6 separate regions of the Homo sapiens genome follow, and regions 1, 2, 3, 4 and 6 are each linked to region 5. The links are chromatin contacts, found by Hi-C or POLR2A ChIA-PET in ENCODE. All regions are on one chromosome and are shown on one strand. Each heading gives the region's core, a stretch centred on a gene start or an enhancer-like site at or near the end of the contact. The rest is flanking DNA. Distances are from core to core; before and after follow the strand shown. Region 1 holds the start of PDIA6 (protein disulfide isomerase family A member 6). Region 2 holds the start of ROCK2 (Rho associated coiled-coil containing protein kinase 2). Region 3 holds the start of SLC66A3 (solute carrier family 66 member 3). Region 4 holds the start of E2F6 (E2F transcription factor 6). Region 5 holds the start of TRIB2 (tribbles pseudokinase 2). Region 6 has its middle 19 kb from the start of NTSR2.

Region 1 (3,422 bases), core at 857-3,356, 1.9 Mb before region 5:
AGGGTTACAAGGAAACCTAACATACTACTGAGAAAGAACAGACAAAAGATGTGGACATTCTGAATGCATAAAAGTAGCCAACAACTACCTCCAACCCCCAAGAACACAAAAAACCCTGGGCTCACTTAAGATGACAAAGTAGGTCAATGCTGACCAATGACGTTCTGTTTCTAAAATTCACATCACCATTCCACTCAGTGATAATGAACACCAATGGGAAATTGGACCATCCGAGTGAGTGTCTAGAATCTCTGTGAGCAGATGGCTCTGCCATCTGTGGTTTTCCATTCCTCCATGGCAGTTAAGGATGCTATAAATTCACATCAGTAACATCTCTGTCCCACATCTGCTAGGAGGAGTCTACAGTCCCAGAGCAGTCATCTAGAAACCATGAGGTTTCCCAGAAAGGCTGCCATTTATTAAAATGAGTTAATTAATAGACTCACGGACTCTTTCAGGGTCTAGTCTGAATTCACTCACAGGAAACTAAACAGACTAAACTCTTTTCCCCTCATCTACTCTCTCCACAGTAATATGGCAAATATTTACATCTCTTTAAAACATGTACTAGCTGGGCCAGGTGACTGACACTTGTAATCCCAGGATTTTGGGAGGTTGAGGAAGGAGGATCACTCGAGGCCAGGAGTTTGAGACCAACCTGAGCAATACAATGAGACCCTGACTCTACAAAAAATTTAAAAATTAGCCAGGTGTGGTGGCATGTGCCTGGATCCCTTGAGACCAGGAGTTCCAGGCTGCAGTGAACTATGATGGAAACCCTGCACTCCAGCCTAGGAGACAGAGCAAGACCGTGTCTCAAAAAACAGAAAGACATGTACTAACTCATTAATCCTCAGGACAACCCTAAGGGAGTACTATTATCAGTCCCTAAAATGGTGAACACCGTTGAAAAGGCACTGGCACAGAGTGGTTAAGTAACTTGCTCCAAGTCACAGAGCCAGTAAATAGGGGGAAGGTGGTCTGAGGCCAGAGCCGAGGTTAAGGACTGTCAGAGCCAAGGCTGTGACCAAGGCGAGCCCGGCAAGGACAGGACCCTCGGCCTCGCCCACTAAGAAGCAGACATTTACAGAATTCCTAAGACGCCGCGTTCCATTTCGTTTTTAAGGAGTCCGATCACATGCGAAGCGCCCCTGCGTCTTAAGCCCAGCTTTTGGAAGGCACTGTCCCTTTCTAAGGGAACTATGGGTCCTTATTTCAGGACTGAGATTTAACATTTCAGTTTTTCGTTTCTGAGACAGAGTTTCACTCTTGTTGCCCAGGCTGGAGTGGCGCGATCTCGGCTCACTGCAACCTCCGCCTCCTGGGGGTTCAGGAGATTCTCCTGCCTCAGCCTTCTGAGTAGCTGGGATCACTGGCGCGCGACACCACGCCCGACTAATTTTGTATTTTTAGTAGAGACGGGGTTTCGCCATGTTGGTCAGGCTGGTCTCGAACTCCTGACCTCAGATGATCCACCCGCTTCGGCCTTCCAAAGTGCTGGGATTACAGGTGTGAGCCACCGCGCCCGGCTTAACATTTCAGTTTTTAAAAGTAGGAGCTGCATAAAGCAGGTGGCAGAAACAAGCAGCAGTGCAGGACGCCCGCCAACCTCCGTCCCCACGCACGAGTTCGAGAAGAGCCCGGAACAAGCTCCCCTGCGACTCTCCGGGAATACAGACCCCCTCCCCGGGATCCGGCCGGGGCTGGGCTCCGCGGCTCTCCCGCCCGGCCCTGGACCCCGCGCCCGGCTCCAGCGCACGAGGCTCCCGCCCCCCGCGGCTGCGGAAGCCCCTCCCCACGGGCGCCCGAGTCTCCCGCGCACCCGCACCTCCGCCGGGGCAACCTAGCAGCTCCTCCGGACGCCGAGGCCCGCGCCTCCCGCCCGCCAGGCCCACTTCCGGCCGCCTGCGGCCGCGGCCCGCCGGGGAACGGCCTAGAGATTCGAAACCTTTCAGGCCGACCCCAGCTCGCCCGCCTCCCTCCGCTGGCCCGCACCTACCGAGCACCAGGAGAGCCATGCCGAGCGCCGGGCTACGTGCAGTCCCCACCGCCGCCGCCGCTTCAGCCCTGCAGCGTGCCGCACGCCGCGCCCCCGCGCCCACGTCCCGCCCCAGGCCAGTCCGGTGGTCCGAGGGGCGGCCGCGCGGGGGCGGGCCGGAAGGCGCTCGCCAAGCCGTGGCTGCGGCTCATTGGTCCGGGCGGACATCGCTCACTCACATATCCAATGGGAGGCGGCCGGGTAGAGGTTACCGGTTTGGTTTTTTTTCACGGGGGCGGTGGCGAGCAGCGGAAGGCGGGGCCTGCTGGGGGCGGGGCTGGCAGTCTCGGCTCGCACCGCCTCAGCTCCTCCGGGCCCTCTCGGGGTGCTGCTCGGAGGGGAGTCCAGTACTGGGCGTTTTTACCTTAGTTCCTTATTCTGCACCCCCCCACCCCGCCTCCTCCTTGCCTGTGTGCGCCCCCACCCTCTTTATCCCGGGGGAGCGTGACTCGGCCTCAGGGCACCCACGGTCCTGGGAGCTGACAGGGAATTCCTCTTGTGCCCGACGAATATTCCGTGGACACACATTTGCTCCGCACGCGCTGTCTGCAATGTAATTCGACAAGTTTCTATTTTGTTGAATTACTTTTGAAAGTTCTTCCGTCCAGGGCGCATGGCTCTGCAGAGCCTTCTCCTCCTTCTCTGGAGAACCCCAGGGACTTAAGCGGTAGCCTCCTCGCTGACAGGGTCTCCACTTTGTCCTGGGGGGCGAGGGGGCTGGCAATGCGCTCACGTGGGTGTGTGCTTTGTAAAATATGCAAAAGTGAAAAAAAATATGTTTGTGGGGCAGGCTGGCGAGCAGTGGCATGATACAGTTCACTGCAGCCTTGAACTCCTGGGCTGCAGTGAGCCTCCTGCCTCGGCCTCCCAAAGTGCTGGGATCACAGGCATGGGCCACCACGCCCGGCAAAAGTAAAAATTTTTTTGCTTTTTTTTGAGATGGAGTTTTGCCCTTGTTGCCCAGGCTGGAGTGCAAAGGCGGGGTCTTGGCTCACTGCAACCTCTGCCTCCCGGGTTCAAGCGATTCTCTTGCCTCAGCTTCCCGAGAAGCTGGGATGACAGGTGCATGTCACCACGCCCGGCTAATTTTTGTATTTTTAGCAGAGACAGGGTTTCTCTTGCCTCAGCTTCCCGAGAAGCTGGGATGACAGGTGCATGTCACCACGCCCGGCTAATTTTTGTATTTTTAGCAGAGACAGGGTTTCTCCATATTGGCCAGGCTGGTCTCGAACTCCCGACCTCAGGTGATCCGCCTGCTTCGGCCTCCCAAAATGCTAGGATTACAGTTGTGAGCCACCACGCCCGACCTAAAAGTAAAATCTTTCAAGCACAAGTTAAGACCACTGTATCTTTCCGCCTTGATTCTCCCTCCTATGTTTGGAGT
Region 2 (3,676 bases), core at 254-2,753, 1.4 Mb before region 5:
AGGGTAAAAGTCCACACCCCCTTTTCCCATAAATGCATCTACACTGCACACTACTCAAATTGCGAAATACAATCATCTATCCTAACAAAAATAAGAAATAAGCCAGCATTCTACGGTGCATTTCTATTTTGTAAAACATGCTCCTTTCTTAACCAAGAGCCAATTAGCAGCCTTTACGGTGCTATTAATCTGGATTTCAAAGGTCGTTATAGGAAAGAGACGCAATGAAGAGGACAGATTTATTCCACTCCACAATTCAGACTGATTTTTTGGCTCTGGCGCAATAATCTCAGGGAATTAAATTTACAGCAATTAAAATGCACTAAATAGCAAGTATGGAATGCTCAAACGCAAGTGAAAACAGCAAAACTTTAGCTGTGTGTTCCAAGATTTCAGACTAAAAGGAGAGAGTGAGGGCGGCTCTTTGTCATGTACCCCAGTGAGTACTCGCAACAGGGACAGCATCAGGTTTCTTTCTCCCTCGCTCGCACCAAGTCCCCACGTAGCATGACACTTTCAAATCAGCTAACCTGGTGTATGAAGCATGGCCAGTCCTCCACCCACCTCCCCAGAGTGGGCAGGCGGAAGGAGAAGAGGGGTGTTTTCCTCCCAGTGCTGCAAGAAAGGAGCAGCCGGGGATGACACTGGCTCCAGCAGGAGGTAGAGGGAGGAATCAAAGGCGGGTCACTACTCTTGGAACTCGGTGACAGAATCGTTTGGTCTCCGGCCCCGGCTGCCGGAAGCAGGGCGGGGTGGGGCAAGACCTCCCCCTCCCCACGGGCGGACGGGCACGGAGGGCTGGGCGGAGAGGGGATCTGAGGTGTGAGCTGCAACGAGCAAGCTCCCAGGCCCCGGCCACCTACCAGCAAGCTCTCCACGTTGATGGGGGAGCGAGGGTCTCGGATCAGCGCCTCCAGCTTCCTCTGGCGGCTCGCGCCTGCCCCGTCCCCCGGCGCGGTCTCGGGGGCGCCGGGCATTTTCCCCGTCGGCGGGGGCCGGCTCATGCCGCCACCGCTGGACCCGCACTCAGGCTCCTCGCGCTCAGGTCCCGCAGCCTCGGGGCCTAGCACCGCCCCCGAACCACCAGCTCCGGCCGGGACTCCACCCGGGCCCACCGCCTGCCTCTAGCTCCGGCTTCGGGTCTCCAAGGCGGTCCCCCGCCTGGGGGCTGCTCCCAGGGGCCCGCCCGGCCCAGCCCGGCCCAGCCCGGCCCGGCCCTGCCGGGAGCGGCGGGGAACAGACGGCGTCCCCGCCCCTCAGTCAGATTCGCGCCGCCGGTCCGCTGGTCCTCAGCGAGTGCCCGCAGGAGTCCTCGGGCGGGAGCAGGGAAGTGGCGCCGCCACCGCCGCGGCCCGGACCGCCCCGCCCTCTGGGGCCCCGGGAGGCTGAAGCCCAGGCCTGGGCCACTACGGCCGCCGCCGGCCCGCTGCCATGGTCGCCGCCGGCCGCCTTGCAGTCCCTCAGCCAGCTCCCGGCGCACACACTCCCGCGCGGCCGCCCGTCTCCGGCCGCGCGCCGCCGCTACCCACAAGCCCCTCCGCCCGCAGCCGCCGGCGCGCGTCCCCGCCGGCCCTGCGCGCGCTCCGCCCCGCCCCGCCCCGCGCACCGCGCTTCCTCCCTTTCTTTCCCTTCCTGCGTCTGTCCCGCTCCGCTTTCTCCTCTGCGCCCCTTCCTCGCCCGCCCTCGCCTCCTCCCCCTGGCGAGGTTCTCTGAGGCGAATAGCCGGGCGCGCGGTCACGGCCGAGCTCCTGCTGGGGGAGGGGAGACGCACCCAGGCCGGGTCCTTCCGCGCGCCCCCTGCCCCTCCCGCCGGACCCCGCGGACTACCCCGCGGCCCCGAGGCGGAACCCCAGACGCCGGGCCCAGCGCACCGTGCGCTGGGGGGGAGCCCGGCCGCGCCCCCCGCCGCGGCCCCCGCTGACTCAGCGCGCAGCTATGCGGGCCTCGCCTCACCCGCGCCCAAATAATAGCGACCGAGCTCGGCGCCCGCGAGGGGCCGCAGGGCCGGGGGTTTCGAGGCGAGCCTGAGAGGGGGCCCTGGGTGTCTGGGATTCCGAATTAGCGGAGGCGGGTGGAATCCTAGTCCTGGGGCAGGAGGGCCTGGGATCCTGAAAGCGTTTCTGCCCGGCTTAGACACTAACCACTTCAAGAGAACGGGAGAGCACCGGAAAAAGGCTTTCCAGCCGCAGGCCTTCGCGGGGTCTTCTCCTTTTGGGGGGCGGAAGAGGGGTGGTTATCGGGACCGTTCCGCCGCATTCCTGCCCTCTCGGCGGCCGGTGCCATCGCTTAGATCCGCCCAGGGCGCAATCCGAAAATTATGTGCCAAGAGCTATAAAACCGTTCATAGAGCCCCTTTGACCCAGTAAACCCATTTAAGGAAGTACATTTCCAAGGAAATGATCCAAAGGGCGAAGAAGGGGGAGAACTTGCAGAAAGATGTTAACAGCAGGGCTATTCACAATGTTCGTGATGACCAAAACCTGGGAATGGGCCCAGTTGTCCAACAATTGAGTAACCCAAACAGGCGCCTTCACATTAACAGCAAGAATCCTGGCAGGTATGCAGACTGTGTCAAACATGAAATTTTGGCAAGTACATGAGAAGGTATATTAGAAATAAATGAAACAAAAAAAATCGTTTGTACACACTAAAACTATGTAAAATGAGCAGCTATAAGAACCAGAGAATACAGTACTTCTTAAATAAATGGGATTTTTTTCTGTAAAGATACTTAAGAACAAATTAAATTTCAAAAAATGGAAAAACCACTCCGAAAAGCAACAATCTGATATCCATTAAGTAATAAGAATGTTAAGAACTGTCTCCCTGGCATGTCAGAGATAAACCCGAAGATAGGGTGAAGCCCCAGCCCTGTAAAAGTTGCATTTTGATCCAAACCATTGGATTAGTTGGAGCCTCTTCTTTGGTTTTAGGTTAGTTAAAACCACCCCTAGCTGGACTCATGCAGGAAGAGGCCCCGATGATCCATCCAATGCAGCTTTTCCCTTTCAGATAGTAACACTGACTTCACATCCAGAGAGTCCTTTAAGTCTGTGTATTGAGCTACTCATTCAGACCTCCACAGAGGCCACCAGGAGAACAGAGGGAGCTAGACACTCCCACTTATGCATTGGAGCAAAATAATGAGATAATCTATGATTATGGATTATTTTTCTGATGACAAAATAATATGCAAGGCAAAAGGAGCACTCTGTCTAGCGGGGCGTGGTGGCCTGTGCCTGTAGTCCCAGCTCCCCCTGAGGCTGAGTTGGAGGCCTCCTCCATTGAGCCCAGGAGGCCAAGGCTGCAGTGAGCTGTGATCACACCGCTGCACTCCAGCCTGGGCAACAGAGTGAGATTGTCTCAAAAAAAAAAAAAAAAAAACACTGTGGTTCTCAGTTTCCAAATTAATTTTGACTGGTTGTATATTTGTATGTAGCTTGGTGGAATAACAGGAAGCCATGGTCCAAATACCGAACATGAAAACCTTATTTTAAGAGTAGTGATCAACAAGATATATATCCTGGGCATGTTCTACATATACTTATTTATATAGACCAGAAAAAGCCATGGTACAGAAGATTTTTACCCAAGACCTATCCCATTGTCTACCTGGAAGAAGAGAAAATGAATCTGTTGATATGAGTTAAACCTTTTTGCAGGATGGGGTAAGGGT
Region 3 (3,545 bases), core at 852-3,351, 1.6 Mb before region 5:
CCCAAGTGCTAGCGCAGGCTGACCCCAGGTGGGAGCAGTTCCCTCCTAAGGCTAGTCCTGGGGGCCCAGATCCTGGCCAACCCCTGGAATAAAGGCTGGGGCAGAAGGGGAAGAGGAGGGAGGGGGATTCCACTGCCATGTGGCAGGAACCAGGCACTTCCAACCAGGACCACCTCCTTGCATCAAGGGACCTATCACATGGCATGATGAAAGTAAAACACCTGGCACGCAGGAGGCACTCAACAGGTTCTAGATGTTCCTATAGTCATTGCTGCTGATGCTTGTTAAAAAGCTCTTTACGCTGGGCGCGGTGGCTCATGCCTGTAATCCCAGCACTTTGGGAGGCCAAGGCAGGTGGATCACCTGAGGTCAGGAGTTCGAAACCCCGTCTGTACTAAAAATACAAAAATTAGCCGGGAGTGGTGGCACATGCCTGTAATTCCAGCTACTTGGGAGGCAGAGGCAGGAGAATCACTTGAACCCCGGAGGTGGAGGTCGCAGTGAGCAGAGATCGTGCCACTGCACTCCAGCCTGGGCGACAAGAGTGAAACTCCGTCTCAAAAAAAAAAAAAAGCTCTTCTCTATTTTCTTCTTCAAAAAATTTATATACATATTATTTATTTATTTTTGAGACAGGGTCTGGCTCTGTCTCCCAGGCTAGAGTGAAGTGGCGCGATCTCGACTCACTGCAACCTCCGCCTCCTGGGTTCAAGCCATCCTCCTGTCTCAGCCTCCCGAGTAGCTGGGACCACAGGCACGCGCCACCACGCTCGGCTAATTTTTGTATTTTTAGTAGAGGCGGGGGTTTCCCTATGTTGCTCAGGCTGGTCTTGAACTCCTGGCCTCAAGCAATCTTCCCGCTTCGCGGGGTCAATAACGATCAGTATCGATCTAGCCAGGGCAGGTCCAAGCCGTTTCCTTTAAGGGTTCCCTTCTGAACATCCTTTTCTCATTTAGACTTGGGAGGCAGGACTCAGCACCTGTTTTTTTTTTTCCATAGGCGGAGGTGATGGGCCGGTGAGGCTGGAGAGAAAGAGCCTCGGCCAGAATTCCGAACTCCGAAGCTGACCCAGCTCCCGTCCCTCACACTTCCCGGCTGAGATTTATGGCACAAAACCAGGGATCGTGGATTCTGGCATTGCATTTTGGTGCTTTTTTGCCTGCTTCATAACCAGGCCCTAATACACAGGCGATTTTCAGAGGTTGGAAAATGCGTCCTTCCCTTTCCCTCAGTTTGTGGCTTAGACGGCCACGTCCAAGTTACTTTATCAGGAGAAATCCTTAAGAAACAGTTTCACTGTGAAGTGCTCAAGTTCAAGGCTTCCGGTGGCCCCTCAGGGCCCACGCCGCTAGGAGGGAAGCCTTCAGTCCCAGGCTGGAGACAGGCCGCGTGCTCTGAAAGGGCACAAATGAGGCGACCCTGGGGCTCTGGTCCCAGAAAGTCTCTCCAGCCTGGTTCCCCACCTGTAAGTCGGGAGGGTGCACTCAGCCCTTAAGCAGGAGGCTTTAACTCCTGAAATGCTTAGTGAGAGAAACTAAAACACTTGCAGGGAGGGAAAAATCCCGGCAGAATGGCCCATCCCCCGGGGCCATTTGCCTCTCGGTCCACCCAACCCGTGGAAAAGCCGGACTTCCAGGGCGGCTCCCGGCGGCGGCTAAACTATCGGGTGGCAAGAACGCGGAAATGCGAAGCAGCTGCTGGTGGAGCCCGCAGGCCAGGGTGGGACTGTCGCCCGGGGCGGGGCTAGGAGGGGAGGGGCGGGGCGAGGAGGGGCGGGGCGAGGCGAGGTTGGCCACGGGATTGGGCTAGGTGAGGCCGACCGGGAGGGGGCGAATCTGGGGGCGGGGCGAGATGAGGGTAGTCCGAGGACTGAGCGAGCCCGGGCGGGCCCGTAGGCGAGGCGAGATGAGGCTGGCCAGGGGGCGGGGCGGGCCCGGGCGGGAGGGGCGGGGCGGGGCGGGCCCGGGCGGGAGGGGCGGGGCGGGCCCGGGGGCGGGGTGCGTCCAGGGGAGGGGCGGAGCGAGGCGGGTCCGGGGCCTGGCGGCGCGCGGAGGGGCGGGCCCTGGCCGGGTGGTCCCGGGCGGATCCCGGGAAGGCGGAAGGCTTCGGCAGAGCTGCGCCGCCGAGGCTGAGCGGTCCCTTCTCGCTGCGGCCGCCCAGGTGCCCGCGCCCGTGGCGCTATGGAGGCGGCGCTGCTGGGGCTGTGTAACTGGAGCACGCTGGGCGTGTGCGCCGCGCTGAAGCTGCCGCAGATCTCCGCTGTGCTAGCGGCGCGCAGCGCGCGGGGCCTCAGCCTTCCGAGTTTACTTCTGGAGCTGGCAGGGTAAGGCCCGGGGCGGCCGGGGCTGCCTCCTGCCCCCTCGCAGCTGCTGCCGGCTGGGAGCCCAGGAGAGCCTCGGCTCGAAGTAGGGCGGGGATGATCCCCGCGCGCCGGCGTCGCAGCTGGGCGGCCGAGGGTGAACTAGGGAGCCTAGGGGCTCGGGGTGCTCTTCCCACGGCCACCCGCCACCCGCGTACATTGTTTCTCACCAAGCCCCGCGTGGCACGAATTGATTGCGCACGCCCATTTTACAGATGAGAAAACAGACCCAGCGGAGGCAGCCCTTGGTGCGCTAGTGACAAAACCTGCTGGCCCTGAGCAAGGCCATTTGCACCTCGAGGCTGTCATATTCATTGTCCCTAAACTCACCACGCACCGTCAACCTCGTTCTCGGGCCTCGGTTTCCTCACCTGTGAAATAAGGGGTTGAACTAAGAATGTATGAATCTCTTCTCTTCTCCCGGTGATTGGTGGGGAATCTTTCCTGGTTATTTAATGAGATTCCTTGGGAGAGGGTCTTAAGACAATTGCATTTCTTGTAGAAAGAAGTTTCCTTAGTCATCTGTAAGGAAGTTGGAGAGTCTCTGCAGTTGGGAAGGGGTGACGGAAAGGTCGTTAAATCCTTGATTCTGAGGCAGCTTCTAAGGCTTTCCTATTCAAAGTATTCATCATGCCAGAGCGCCAAACTTTTGGGGTATCATTTTTGAGCCCCAACAATAGGAAAACACATACCTCAACCTAGTGGTCTCGCCCCTTCCCCCTGGCCAGGCCAGGCCTTCCCCTTTGCCCCCCGCCATCACCCAGTGGGGTCTGAAGCCTGGTCCTCCACACAAGCCTTCCTGGTGGGCGGGGTGGGGGGTGCGGCATACAGGATGGGAAGAAGCCAAGGGGTGCGGGGGAGAAAGAGGAGACCTCAGGTGTGGGAGGGTGAGGGGTCCCACTCAGGCTTTGGACCCCGCGCCGGCCCTATGGAGCCCGGCCCTGGGCACAGTCATCCAATAGGGGGCTTTGAGGGGAAATTTTTGGGAAAGGCTTGCAGTGGGAGGGACTGTGACCTCTTCCAGGCTTGTGAGTGACTCTACCCTGCGGGGTGGGGAGGGGGGGGTCCCAGGCTGGATGGCAGGGTTGAGAGGCACCCAGGGGAGGTGGGCAGCATGCGTTTCAGGTTGGTGCCACCACCAGGCTGGGAGCAGAGAGGCTGGAGCGATGAGGTTGTGGCAAAGGA
Region 4 (3,364 bases), core at 103-2,602, 1.3 Mb before region 5:
ATGAGAAATTAAATGAGGCAATAATCACAAACTATTTGGTAGGGGAACCAGGCATAATGACTTGGGAAAATGTTTAATTACTACTAGTTATAGAAAGAAAGCAGCAGAGAAATTGAAAATACGGGGAGAGGTCGGGCTCGGTGGATCACCTGAGGTCGTCAGGAGTTCGAGACCAGCCTGGCCAACACGGCGAAATCCCGTCTCTACTAAAAATACAAAATTAGCTGGGTGTGGTGGCGCATGCCTGTGATCCCAGCTACATGGGAGGCTGAAGCAGGAGAATCTCTTGAACCTGGGAGGTGGGGGTTGCAGTGAGCTGAGATTGCGCCATTGCACTCCAGCCTGGGGAACAAAAGTAAAACTCAATCTCAAAAAAAAAAAAAAAAAAGAAAAAAAAGAAAGAAAAGAAAAAGAAAATGCATTTGTTGAGGGCCCTGATAACCGCGGGGAATACAGCATCTGGTCCTGAACAAGAGAAGAAATCAGCCTTTGCAGGAAAGGGAGCCAAATTTCCTAACCATTTTCTCTGTCAAACAGGTGGGGAGATAATTTGATGAATGGGAGCTGTGGCGTGGGAAATATAAAGCGTGGACAAGGTTTTAAACGGCTGCAGTAGAGCAGAAGGATGGGAGAGGAGGCAGAAAAACAAATGATAGGTTGCAGAGATACAGCTAGAGTCCATAGAAGGAGATAAACATGGACTCTCTAATGCAAAGTTGAGCAATTTTCTCCAACAGTGCTCTGAAGTTCCGATGTAAAAGCCTAGAAGACTGATACCACGTCTGTGAGCAGATGCTGAAAGCAGAAGGCGGGAGAGCGCAGTTCGCAGCACGTGATGGGCAGCGCCTGGCCCAGGGGGAGCAGACGACCCAGACGACGGCCAGCGGGGTTGGCGGCGGCGCGGGGAGGAGGGGGCCGGATTTGGGAGACCACCGCCCGTCCCCGTCCCGTCCCGGAGCTTACCAGCAGGCCCTCCACGTTGATGGGGTCTCGGCACCGACGGCGAACCGTCTCCTCCGTCGGGTCCAGGAGGAGACTGGGTAACTTCCTCGCCGGCCGCTGCTGACTCATGCTGCCCGGCCGGGCGTCCTGCTCCCCTCGCACCCCACGAGCTCTCCCGCCCTCTCGCGCTCAGCTCGAGCACCGCCCCCCACGCGCCGATTTCCAAGGGCCCAGCACCTAAGGGGTCCGCGGCTTCCTCCGAGGCGCCGCCCGGCTAGGCCGTCCCGCCCGCCAGTAAACGCGGCACGGCCTCACGTGCCCGGGAGCTCCCGACGCAGACGGAAAAAGAGGAGGGAGACCCGCGGATCTCAAGTCGCCCGGCCCGCCATCTTCCCGCATGCGCAGTACACCGCCCCCCTCTGCGCATGCCCGCCGCTGCCGGAGCGCTCCCACGCACCGATCCTCTCCCGGCGGCTGCCGCCCGGGAAACCCGGACCGCGGAATCCACGGAGAGGCTGGCAAAGGAAAAGGAAGAGGTGGAGCCGAATTCCAGAGGAAGGGAACAGGGGTGAGAGAAAAGAGGCAACCGGGAAAACCCAGCGGTCGCCTGGAATTCTCGACGGTGATAACTGAAAGTTCTGAGGTGATAACTGAAAGTTCTGAGCCGCAGAGATGTTCATTTATTCCTTTTTTTTATTTTAATTTTTTTTTTGGTCGCCCAGGCTGGAGTGCAGTGGCGTGGTCAGGGCTCACTGCAGCCTTGAATTCCCGGGCTCAAGCGATCCTCCACCTCAGCCTCCCAAGTAGCTGGGACTACATGCGCGCGCCACTGTGCCTGGCTAATTTTTAATTTTAATTTTAGTAGAGACAGGGTCTCAGTATATTGCCCCGGCTGGTCCTGAACTCTGGGGCTCAAGCCGTCCTCCCACCTTGGCCTCTCAAGTGCTGGGATTATAGGCGTGAGCTACCACACCCAGCCTTCATTTATTCGTGAGCTCTGTTAGCGCATCTTACAGGCAGGTCAGTGTTGATGCTTAGTAAATGTGAGCAACCACACCATTGTGGAATCGTTTTACCTCTGCCTGCCCGCCTGCCTGCCTGCCTGCCTTCCTTCCTTCCTTCCTTCCTTCCTTCCTTCCTCCTTCCTGTTTGACGAATGAGTTATCGTTGACCTATAGTGTCAGATATTGGGGTGGGCACAGGCGATACTTATTCGTTTGAATATGCCACGGGTTCAACCTCCAATTTCAGTGGGGACAGATAAGTAAACAGAGCATGTTAATTTAGCTGGAGCCAGAAGGTGTGTTTTCAAGTCCTGGCTGCCTCTACGTATAAACTAGAAGACCTTATTAAGCCAGTTACTTAATCTGTCTGTGCCTCAGTTTCCTTATTTGGAAAATGCAAATAATGACAATACTTACCTGATAAGGTTGTTGTGAGGATTAAATGGATTAATGGATACAGGTTGCTGTGATTAGAACAGAGGCCAGCACATGTTTGAAATAAAAAGGCAACACACCGTGGTATGTACAGAGTTGGAGGGAAACAACTGGTTAGACTGGGGGTTTCTACACAGCCTGAGGTGGGCGAGGTGAGGCAGGGAAAAATCCCCGAAGAAGCTGGTTCCCCACTAGACTGTGAGGTCAGAGGCCTTCTCTAATCTTTTTTTTTTTTTTTCTGTCACCCAGGCTGGAGGGCAGTGTCACGGTCATAATTCACTGTAGCGTCAAACTCCTGGCCTCAAGTGATCTCCCAGCTAAGACTCCCAAGTAGCTGAGAGTACAGGTGCATGCCACCATGCCTGGCTAATTTTTTTTTATGTTTTATTTTATTTTATTTTTTGAACTCCTTACCTTAAGCAATCCTCCTGCCTCAGCCTCCCAAGGTGCTGGAGTTATAGGCGTGAGACACCCATGCCTGGCTTCTAATCTTTGTATCTCTATCATCTAGCAAAGTGTCTGGCAAATAAAACATGCTCTATTAATGTTTGCTAAATAAACGATGAGAAAAAAAGAGAACGTAGCGGAGGTCTCGAGAAGACTGCATATTGTTGCAGAATGGAGAATTTCCCAGAGCCGTTAGAAATGGCCATTTGAAGGCATTTATTCAGCATCTGCTATGTGTTTGGCATTCCACATGCATTTGCTTATGTAAATCTCATATCAAAACTGAAAGATAGGTATTTTTCTGCCCAATTTGCAGATCAGCAAAATTAAGATCAGCAGGATTACAAAAATTTACTCAAGGTCCTAGTAGGCAGTGGTAGAGGCAGGCTTTGACTCCACAACTGATTAATTAATTTGGCATTCAGATCTTTAGGAAGATTCTTCAAGGACGACTAGATTCTCTACAACCAGAGTTGGGGTTGGGCAAGTAAAGGTGGGGTGTGGATCAGGACGGAGTAGCAAGTGGTCCAGGCTAA
Region 5 (3,713 bases), core at 90-2,589:
TGCTGCTGGGTGGAAGCTTTATAGTCAATGTCCTCTCCATCTCTGGCCACATTCCCAGGACTCCTGATCATTAGAGTGACTGTTGTCCCAAGTGGACATAATTATAAATAGCTCCCTTCTTTTACTGAAAGTGTCCTACAGTGGACAATAATTTAGTCCCCTCCTCCAGTGGAAAATATACTACACGCATGCAAAAGCTCAGAGGGCTCCAGGAGTCGTCCCAACTCCCCTTTCTCAGTTCCTTGGGATTTTTTTTTTTAAGTTTGTCCTCTACTAGATCGCTTCTCATTCACCAGGATATCTTAGATCAAGGCTGGCGTTTGAAGCCTCTGCCTGAGTTCAAGCCCCTTGCTTCCGGTGTTCCTGTCCAAGCCCGCGGACTGGAATCTCCCAAGGAAGTTACGAATAATTCGGGGGGGGTGGCGAAATGGGGGGTGGAGTGGGGCGTGAAACTGCAGCCTTCACCTGGCTAACAGAAGAGGACTCAGGACGCCCAGCACCCTGGATAGGACCCAACAGCGCTCCCTGGAGGTGTGGGTGCAAAGTTTTGTCTAGCTTGGCCTCCAAGGCCCTCCAGGCAATGCACTGGGAAGGGAAGAATTAGTGATTAAATTTGACCTGAATCAAAAGATGCCTTCAGTTCCTCTTCTGCTGAAAACACTAGAAATACAAGCCCAGGATGTGGGGATCGGGGGCAAGCGGTGACACCAACTAAAAGGAAGCAATGGATTTCCTTTTAAATGGAGAGGAGGATGTCGGAGAGATACCATGAAACGAATTCTCGAAACTCCAGGCAGCAATACCGATGAAAGCGCATTCTTCCAAAACAGAGCTCCTCATTCAGGGCCACATCTGAGCCTGGGGGCCCAATGCTCAGAGCGTGCCTGGCTTTCTGGGGAAAAGCGCCAGGAACATGAACGAGCTACGAAGAGCTGGAGCGGGCGCTGCGGGAGCAGCGTGTGGGGAACGGCTCGGGAGTCGCTGCTGGTAACCCCGGCCCAGCCGCCCGCAGCTGGGCTCGCAGCCGGCTCGCAGCCGACACCCAGGGTGCTGCGCCCGGGGCCCCGGGCCGCGGAAGGATATTTCACTTTGTTTACCTCCCCGGCCGGGCGAGGGAGCTGCGAGGCCGGTGCTGGCGCCCCCGGCACGGAGCTGCAATGGCAGCGGCGCGGGGAGCCGCCCGAGGACTGGCAGCGGCGGGGCTGATTGATGGGCGCCCGGCGCAATGAGGGGGGCCCGGGCGGGGGCGGGGCGGGGCCGGCTCTGGGCTGAGCCAGTCGCGGGGGCGGCGGGGGGGGGGCGGAGGCTCCGTGGAAATGTGTCGGTGACATTGAATGGGGAGACCGAGCGCGAGCGAGGCGCGCGCGCGCACACGCGCACTCACGGCCCCGCTCGCTCCGAGATCCCCGGCCACGTAAGTAACTATTAATACCGCCTCGCCGGGGGATGCGGGCGTGCTGAGCGCGGGGATTGGCCTCGGGCACCGTCGGCCGTCCCCTTTAATTTTTAAATACACGGTCCCCTCTTTTCTCTGGGGGGGGCAAGCAAGAAATCAAAGAAGGAGGAGACAAGCCGTCAATTTTCTCCAAAACAAACCCCACCGGGCAATTTGGTCTCGGGGTAGGGGGAGACGGGGTGATTGCAAATTATTCCAGGACGAGATCCAGTTCTCCAGCGGGAAAGGGGCAAAGGAACGCCGCGCGTTGGAAGGGCCAGGGACGCAGCTCCCCTTGCAGCGCCCGCAGGACCCCCGCAAGCTCGTGCCGGCGAAATCGGAGACCGCCGATCTGTCCTCGTTCTCTCCTGCACGTCTGGCTGCATTCGGAGGAAGACCTGGGGCGCGAGCGAGCGGCGACAGCATGAGCCTGTGCTGACCTCCGCGCGGCGGGCCGAGCCCAGGGCTTTGTCGCGGTACCTGCGCCCAGCCCGCGCCGCAACTCTGTGCCCAGCTTTTGCAATCTTTTGTTGGCAGCGCTGACCGCACCAAGTTAAATGCTCCCTTGCAATTTTTCTTTTTTTTGTTTGTTTGTTTAATTTTTGGAGAGCTCGCGATCTTGGAAAAGCCTCAGACGCCATCTACAGTTAAAACGTAGGTAACTGCCCTCTCCCGCACCCCCCCCTTACACGCCCCCCACCCTTTCCACCAAAAAAAGGGGGTGCAGCGCGGATTCTGGCTGCCGTGCGTCGCCAGCCGGTAGACCCGTGCTTGTTTCCTTTCTCTTTTTGTTTGGCTTCTAACGCGTTGGGACTGAGTCGCCGCCGTGAGCTCCCCGAAGACTGCACAAACTACCGCGGGCTCCTCCGCCCCGTCTGCGATTCGGAAGCCGGCCTGGGGGTCGCGTCGGGAGCCCTGGCGCTGCAGCTCCGCACCTTAGCAGCCCGGGTACTCATCCAGATCCACGCCGGGGACACACACACAGAGTAACTAAAAGTGCGGCGATTCTGCACATCGCCGACTGCTTTGGGGTAACAAAAAGACCCGAGTTGCCTGCCGACCGAGGACCCCCGGGAGCCGGGCTCGGAGCAGACGAGGTATCCGGCGGCGCCCATTTGGGGGCTTCTAACTCTTTCTCCACGCAGCCCCTCTTCTGTCCCCTCCCCTCTCGCTCCCTTTTAAAATCAGTGGCACCGAGGCGCCTGCAGCCGCACTCGCCAGCGACTCATCTCTCCAGCGGGTTTTTTTTTGTTTGTCGTGTGCGATCCTCACACTCATGAACATACACAGGTCTACCCCCATCACAATAGCGAGATATGGGAGATCGCGGAACAAAACCCAGGATTTCGAAGAGTTGTCGTCTATAAGGTCCGCGGAGCCCAGCCAGAGTTTCAGCCCGAACCTCGGCTCCCCGAGCCCGCCCGAGACTCCGAACTTGTCGCATTGCGTTTCTTGTATCGGGAAATACTTATTGTTGGAACCTCTGGAGGGAGACCACGTTTTTCGTGCCGTGCATCTGCACAGCGGAGAGGAGCTGGTGTGCAAGGTAAAGGGCCAGTGGGTTGCTTTTTGTCTTTGGAAGGGGCCCGAGGGAGCGGGAGGGCGCCAGGCCCTCGAGTCTGGGAGAGGGAGATTCGCGGGATAATTACCGTGGCCTTATTAAATGGGTTTATTTATTTATTTGCTCAGGTTCGGTAAGTTGCGAAGTTTTTAGACCGTTTCAGACAATGGGGCGGGCGGCAGTGGGGGCGTTTCGGGGAGAGCCCGGGGAGGAGAGGGCGGCGGGACTGCGCGGGGGCCACGGACACGCGTGCACCGAAGGCTCCAGGAGCTCTCTGCGCGAGGCCGGGTCCCGCTGCCCGGGGGGGATTTCTTCCTGTGTCTAGCCCCCTCCCCTTCCAACAAGGATTAGGGAATCCCCCGGTAATTTTAAGACTGATGACTTCGTTCTTTTCGCAGCCATTGTTCTTAGCAGCGGGCAGGTGTTAAACCTTTGTTCCGAAGGTGCCCTTTAAAACAGACACACAAAGGTGCCCCCTTCGGCTGAGCCCAGGGGCCCAGCGCAGGGAAGGAGTTTACAAAGACCTTTCTTCTGCCTGGAGCCTTGAAAGGAGGGTTGGGGTGGAAATCAAAGCCTGAGCACTTTCTGGTGAATAGTGAATGCTTTGGGTCTTTCTCTCTGGTCTTGGTCTCTCTCCCCATCTCTAGACTTCCCTGTCTGCTCATCCCCTCTCTTCCGTGCCCCCCTGAACAACACCTTTGCCTGTAAGGTTAAGAG
Region 6 (3,615 bases), core at 321-2,820, 1.0 Mb before region 5:
TTTTTTTTTTTTTGAGATGAGGTCTTGGTGCGTTGCTGAGGCTGGAGTGCAGCGTGATCACAGCTCACTGCAGCCTCGAATTCCTGGGCTCAAGTGGTCCTCCCACCTCAGCCTCTTAAGTAGCTGGGACAACAGGTACACACCATCATGCCCAGCTAAGTTTTAATTTTTTTGTAGAAATGGGATCTTGCTCTGTTGTCCAGGCTGGTCTTGAACTACCGTCTTCAAGTGATCATCCCAAAGTGCGTGAGCCACTGGGCCTGGTCCTGATCCTGATCTGTTTTTAAACAATTCTATTACCCAGTTTTGTTTTTCATCATGCTTCTTGAGATCCTTCTAGGCCTTGATAAAGTATATAAGAAAATAATACTGAAAGTTTGAAATAAATACGACTGTGAGACTCTTGTAAGTTGCTCTGCGGCTGGGCTCAGGGAGGGGCAGGCGGATGTGATATCTCCTATAGCATGGACAGCAAGGCAGGGACAGGGGGCTTTGTCTCTGAACTTGGGAAGAGTTTGTTATTACTAGGATGAAGAGAATGAGACTCTGTAGAGGGGAGAATTGCATTTAGTAGGAGAGAAATACAGAGAATCTGAACAGTTCAGAGAATCTGGCTCTATCCCTGACCAAGTGGTTTTGACCAGGCCTGCAATACATTTGTAGCAATGACACCTTCCCCATAGGGCTGTCCATAGACTGCGTGAGACCCTGTGTGGATGCTGCAAGCACAGGGGTGCCCTCAAAAGTAGCCAAGCTCACCAACACTCACGGGGGAGGCAGCATTGGAGACCAGCCTTATCAGGTGGGTGGCTTGTGACATGCACTTTTATTAAATGAGGCCATGGCAGGGCCGCAGCTAAGTCTCTGCAGTTTATGGTCTGCATGGTGTGCTGGCCGAGAGGACACCGGGGGCTGAAACCCAACCTGTGCTTGACTCATCACGCCCTCCGGGCTCTGGGACTGAAGCTGGCTGGGACATTGAAGGGGAAAGGGCACCTTGTTGAAATTTGTCCACCCAGAGGTCCTCTTTGTTAATTCTGCCTGGAGGGACTCTGAGTGTCAGTGGTGGCCCAGGGAGTTGAGCCTCTCCATAGTTCTCAATGCTTCACTCTCCGACGCGGAATTCTTGTTATAGCTGAAAATATCTGCAGGTCCCTGTCTATAAATGGAATAAGAATGGAGCAACTGCTGGAGATAAAAGGACGGAGAGCTTGGAGCCCTCCCTTCTCAAGCTTCCTTTCTTTTTCCTACATCAACCCTGCCACCTCCTTGCCAGCTCCACCCTCCCTCTCCCCACAGTCACCCCAGGGCTCCTTGCAACATCCTTTGAAACTCCTAGAGGAAGTAACCTCCCAGAGCTACCACTCTGGAGTTGCAGGCTAGAATTCTTTTCAGAGCAGCACGGAGTAACAGTCTTCAGACTTCAGGACTGAGACTCTCTGCATGGCAGTGGCTGGGAGGATCCAGTTTCCACGCCCTGCTGTATTTTTCAGGCCCCGCCTGTTCCTCATTTACCCCGTAAAAGTGCAGCCCTTCGCAGAAACATCTTGCGGTCGCTCGGGTCCCGGTGTCCTGGCCCAGAAATACCCTCTAGAGGGCGCTGTCACGCTGAGACCCGGGACAGGACGCACCGGCGCGAATCAGGGCCCCTCGCCACAGGGGAGTGTTGACAAATGGAAAATGAGTTAATACATACAACATTTTCAGCCGATAATAAGAGAGTTTTGTTGAAATTCTTGAGTGAATTCTCTTTATCTAAGGATAAGGTGATTTGAGTTTCAAAACAGTTCAAAATAAAGGAGAAAGGGACTTGGCTAGTCGGTTTCTTCACCTGATTTGACCCAGGCAGAAATTGAGTTATTAATAGCCATTTGATAGGCACTTCGCAGTTAATGGTGAAGCAAGACGGGATCAAGTTCTAGTTTCTACCCAATTAGAAATGCCCACTGGGTGAGAGGTCACCAGATACAAAGAAAAGGAACAGCAAGTCTTCTATGCTGAACACTGAATTTGAGCAGCCGACTTGTATAATGGTATTTTGCAAACACGACTTATTCCAAATTTATGGATAATTCGAAGTGCTTCGAAAATGAACAATGTCCAGGTTGATTATTGTTTTTGTTTACCGAGTGCTCTCTCTCCATGCCAGGGCCCTATGAGACATTTTCCATATTTTGTCCTACCGATCCTTGTAAGAAACACACAGGTGATTCTTAGCCTCAGTTTACACATGGAGGAGCTTTGAGAGATTAATGAACTGCCCTGGTCGTTTCAAAGTATTCTGATTTTTTCGCATGAATTGCTGATGGCTAAGGCTTTGCCATCTGGAAGTTCTACAATGGACTTTTGAGGCTTAGTATATTTGTCTTCAATATCATCTTGTTGGTTTTAGACCTGACGAGGTCCTTTCAGATTTTGATTTTGTTATCCAACATACTGATTTTGTGACTTTTAAAAATCTGACTGACTTGCTTTCTTTTCTTGACTTCTGTTGAATTTATAATTTTAAAATATAATTTTTCTATCCTCTTTTCTGTTTTTGCTCAGTTAATTCCATAATCACAGAACAAAATTATATTCTTTTAGTGGTTCTCCTTAGCTTTTGAAAACATACCTATAGGCTGGGCATGGGGGCTCATGCCTGTAATCCCAGCACTTTGGGCCGAGGCAGGCAGATTGTCTGAGGTCAGGAGTTCAAGATCAGCCTGGCCAACATGGCGAAACCCCATCTCTACTAAAAATACAAAAAAATAGCTGAGTGTTGTGGCGGGTGCCTGTATTCCCAGCTACTTGGGAGGCTGAGGAGGGAGAATCTCTTGAACCCGGGAGGTGGAGGTTGCAGTGAGCCAAGATCGTGCCATTGCACTCCAGTCTGGGTGACAGGGTGAGACTCTGTCTCAAAAAGAAAAGAAAAGAAAACATACCTGTATAACAAATATTGTCTAACACAGTTTGAATTTATTTATTACTTCTATACTCCTGCCAAACAGGGCCTAGGCCTCAGCTCACTTTGAAAACCATTGGGTACACCCTTATTTTATTAGTCTTGTCCAGAGTTTTAGTTTTTGTTTTAAAGAAAACCTAAAAATTTCAGTTATTGTTTTCAGTAAAAAAAAGAAAAATGTTAATTATAATATGTCCAACCTCTTGTATCTTTATCTACACTTTTTGCATCCCAAACCTTTTGTCTCAGTTCATGATTTCATGGTTCTTCTAGGGACTGTCTATGGAAGACAAATTCCTTTAGTTTTTGTTTATCTGAAAATGTATTTTTTTTTGCACTTTCTTTTCTTGAATGGTGGTTTAGCTCATTATAAAATTATAGGTCAACAGTTGCTTTCCCTCAATATTTAAAAAAGCATTAGTCTTCCATGAGACATTTAAATATTATCCTTTGCCATGTGTGCTCTGTGTTTCACTGTAATGTGTAGGTGTAGATTTATTTTTATTTACTCTTCTTAGTGTTCAGAGTCTGCTTTTTTACTCATCACTCGTTCATCAATTTTGGAAGATTCTCAAACATCTTTTCAACAACTTCTTCTTTGTGATCTCCTTAATTCTCCTTTCTGGCACGATTAGACACAAATTTGAACCTCACTGTATCCTCCATGCCTC

What was found. Hi-C counts contacts between places; a loop is a spot of excess contacts on that map. ChIA-PET counts read pairs that join two places held with the same protein, here RNA polymerase II (POLR2A). Pooled maps may share reads with other maps.
Region 1: a loop to region 5 is called in a map of B cell, with 14 times the contacts of the local background. The contact joins the promoter of PDIA6 here to the promoter of TRIB2 in region 5. A Hi-C loop is called at or near these places in 4 of 168 maps with a recorded cell type or tissue (B cell, CD4-positive, alpha-beta memory T cell, CD8-positive, alpha-beta T cell and 1 more) and 10 of 50 pooled maps. POLR2A ChIA-PET finds 5 or more read pairs at or near these places in 1 of 52 experiments (Caco-2).
Region 2: a loop to region 5 is called in a map of B cell, with 5 times the contacts of the local background. The contact joins the promoter of ROCK2 here to the promoter of TRIB2 in region 5. A Hi-C loop is called at or near these places in 2 of 168 maps with a recorded cell type or tissue (B cell and naive thymus-derived CD4-positive, alpha-beta T cell) and 9 of 50 pooled maps. POLR2A ChIA-PET finds 5 or more read pairs at or near these places in 1 of 52 experiments (naive thymus-derived CD4-positive, alpha-beta T cell).
Region 3: a pooled map shows a loop between it and region 5 (11-fold over the local background). The contact joins the promoter of SLC66A3 here to the promoter of TRIB2 in region 5. A Hi-C loop is called at or near these places in 2 of 168 maps with a recorded cell type or tissue (CD8-positive, alpha-beta T cell and naive thymus-derived CD4-positive, alpha-beta T cell) and 11 of 50 pooled maps.
Region 4: a map of CD8-positive, alpha-beta T cell shows a loop between it and region 5 (7-fold over the local background). The contact joins the promoter of E2F6 here to the promoter of TRIB2 in region 5. A Hi-C loop is called at or near these places in 4 of 168 maps with a recorded cell type or tissue (B cell, CD4-positive, alpha-beta T cell, CD8-positive, alpha-beta T cell and 1 more) and 10 of 50 pooled maps.
Region 6: a map of PC-9 shows a loop between it and region 5 (3-fold over the local background). The contact joins the enhancer-like site here to the promoter of TRIB2 in region 5. A Hi-C loop is called at or near these places in 4 of 168 maps with a recorded cell type or tissue (B cell, PC-9 and naive thymus-derived CD4-positive, alpha-beta T cell), 8 of 37 single-sample maps with no recorded cell type and 19 of 50 pooled maps. POLR2A ChIA-PET finds 5 or more read pairs at or near these places in 1 of 52 experiments (activated naive CD8-positive, alpha-beta T cell).

The regions. Positions count from the first base shown.
Region 1 is chr2:10,810,679-10,814,100 of GRCh38, forward strand. PDIA6 (protein disulfide isomerase family A member 6) reads right to left here and starts at 2,107. Exons shown (of 13, transcript NM_005742.4): 1 at 2,000-2,107. The coding sequence starts at 2,018. RefSeq lists enhancers at 14-123, 1,110-1,169 and a silencer at 1,660-2,409.
Region 2 is chr2:11,343,133-11,346,808 of GRCh38, forward strand. It overlaps ROCK2 (Rho associated coiled-coil containing protein kinase 2), which reads right to left and starts at 1,504. Exons shown (of 33, transcript NM_004850.5): 1 at 864-1,504. The coding sequence starts at 1,004. LOC124907733 (a long non-coding RNA gene) reads left to right here and starts at 2,380. Exons shown (of 2, transcript XR_007086216.1): 1 at 2,380-2,557. RefSeq lists silencers at 819-1,548, 1,689-1,758, 1,829-1,988.
Region 3 is chr2:11,153,366-11,156,910 of GRCh38, forward strand. It overlaps SLC66A3 (solute carrier family 66 member 3), which reads left to right and starts at 2,102. Exons shown (of 7, transcript NM_152391.5): 1 at 2,102-2,324. The coding sequence starts at 2,182. It also overlaps a transcript of CIMIP5 not described here. RefSeq lists silencers at 1,689-2,168, 2,279-2,518.
Region 4 is chr2:11,464,809-11,468,172 of GRCh38, forward strand. E2F6 (E2F transcription factor 6) reads right to left here and starts at 1,353. Exons shown (of 7, transcript NM_198256.4): 1 at 964-1,353. The coding sequence starts at 1,071. RefSeq lists enhancers at 547-1,104, 1,105-1,661, 2,089-2,168.
Region 5 is chr2:12,715,597-12,719,309 of GRCh38, forward strand. It overlaps TRIB2 (tribbles pseudokinase 2), which reads left to right and starts at 1,340. Exons shown (of 3, transcript NM_021643.4): 1 at 1,340-2,981. The coding sequence starts at 2,712. LOC124905974 (a long non-coding RNA gene) reads right to left here and starts at 1,162. Exons shown (of 2, transcript XR_007086222.1): 1 at 1-1,162. RefSeq lists silencers at 928-1,147, 1,238-1,297 and enhancers at 1,250-1,889, 1,738-1,807, 3,169-3,713.
Region 6 is chr2:11,687,006-11,690,620 of GRCh38, forward strand. It overlaps a transcript of LPIN1 not described here. Among named protein-coding and RNA genes, the nearest start is that of NTSR2, 19 kb to the left of the region's middle. RefSeq lists an enhancer at 906-1,405. Within about 2 kb of position 1,571, at least 23 of the 41 ENCODE cell types and tissues checked have a DNase peak (open chromatin) inside an H3K27ac peak, as active enhancers do; they include PC-9, where a contact is called at or near this core.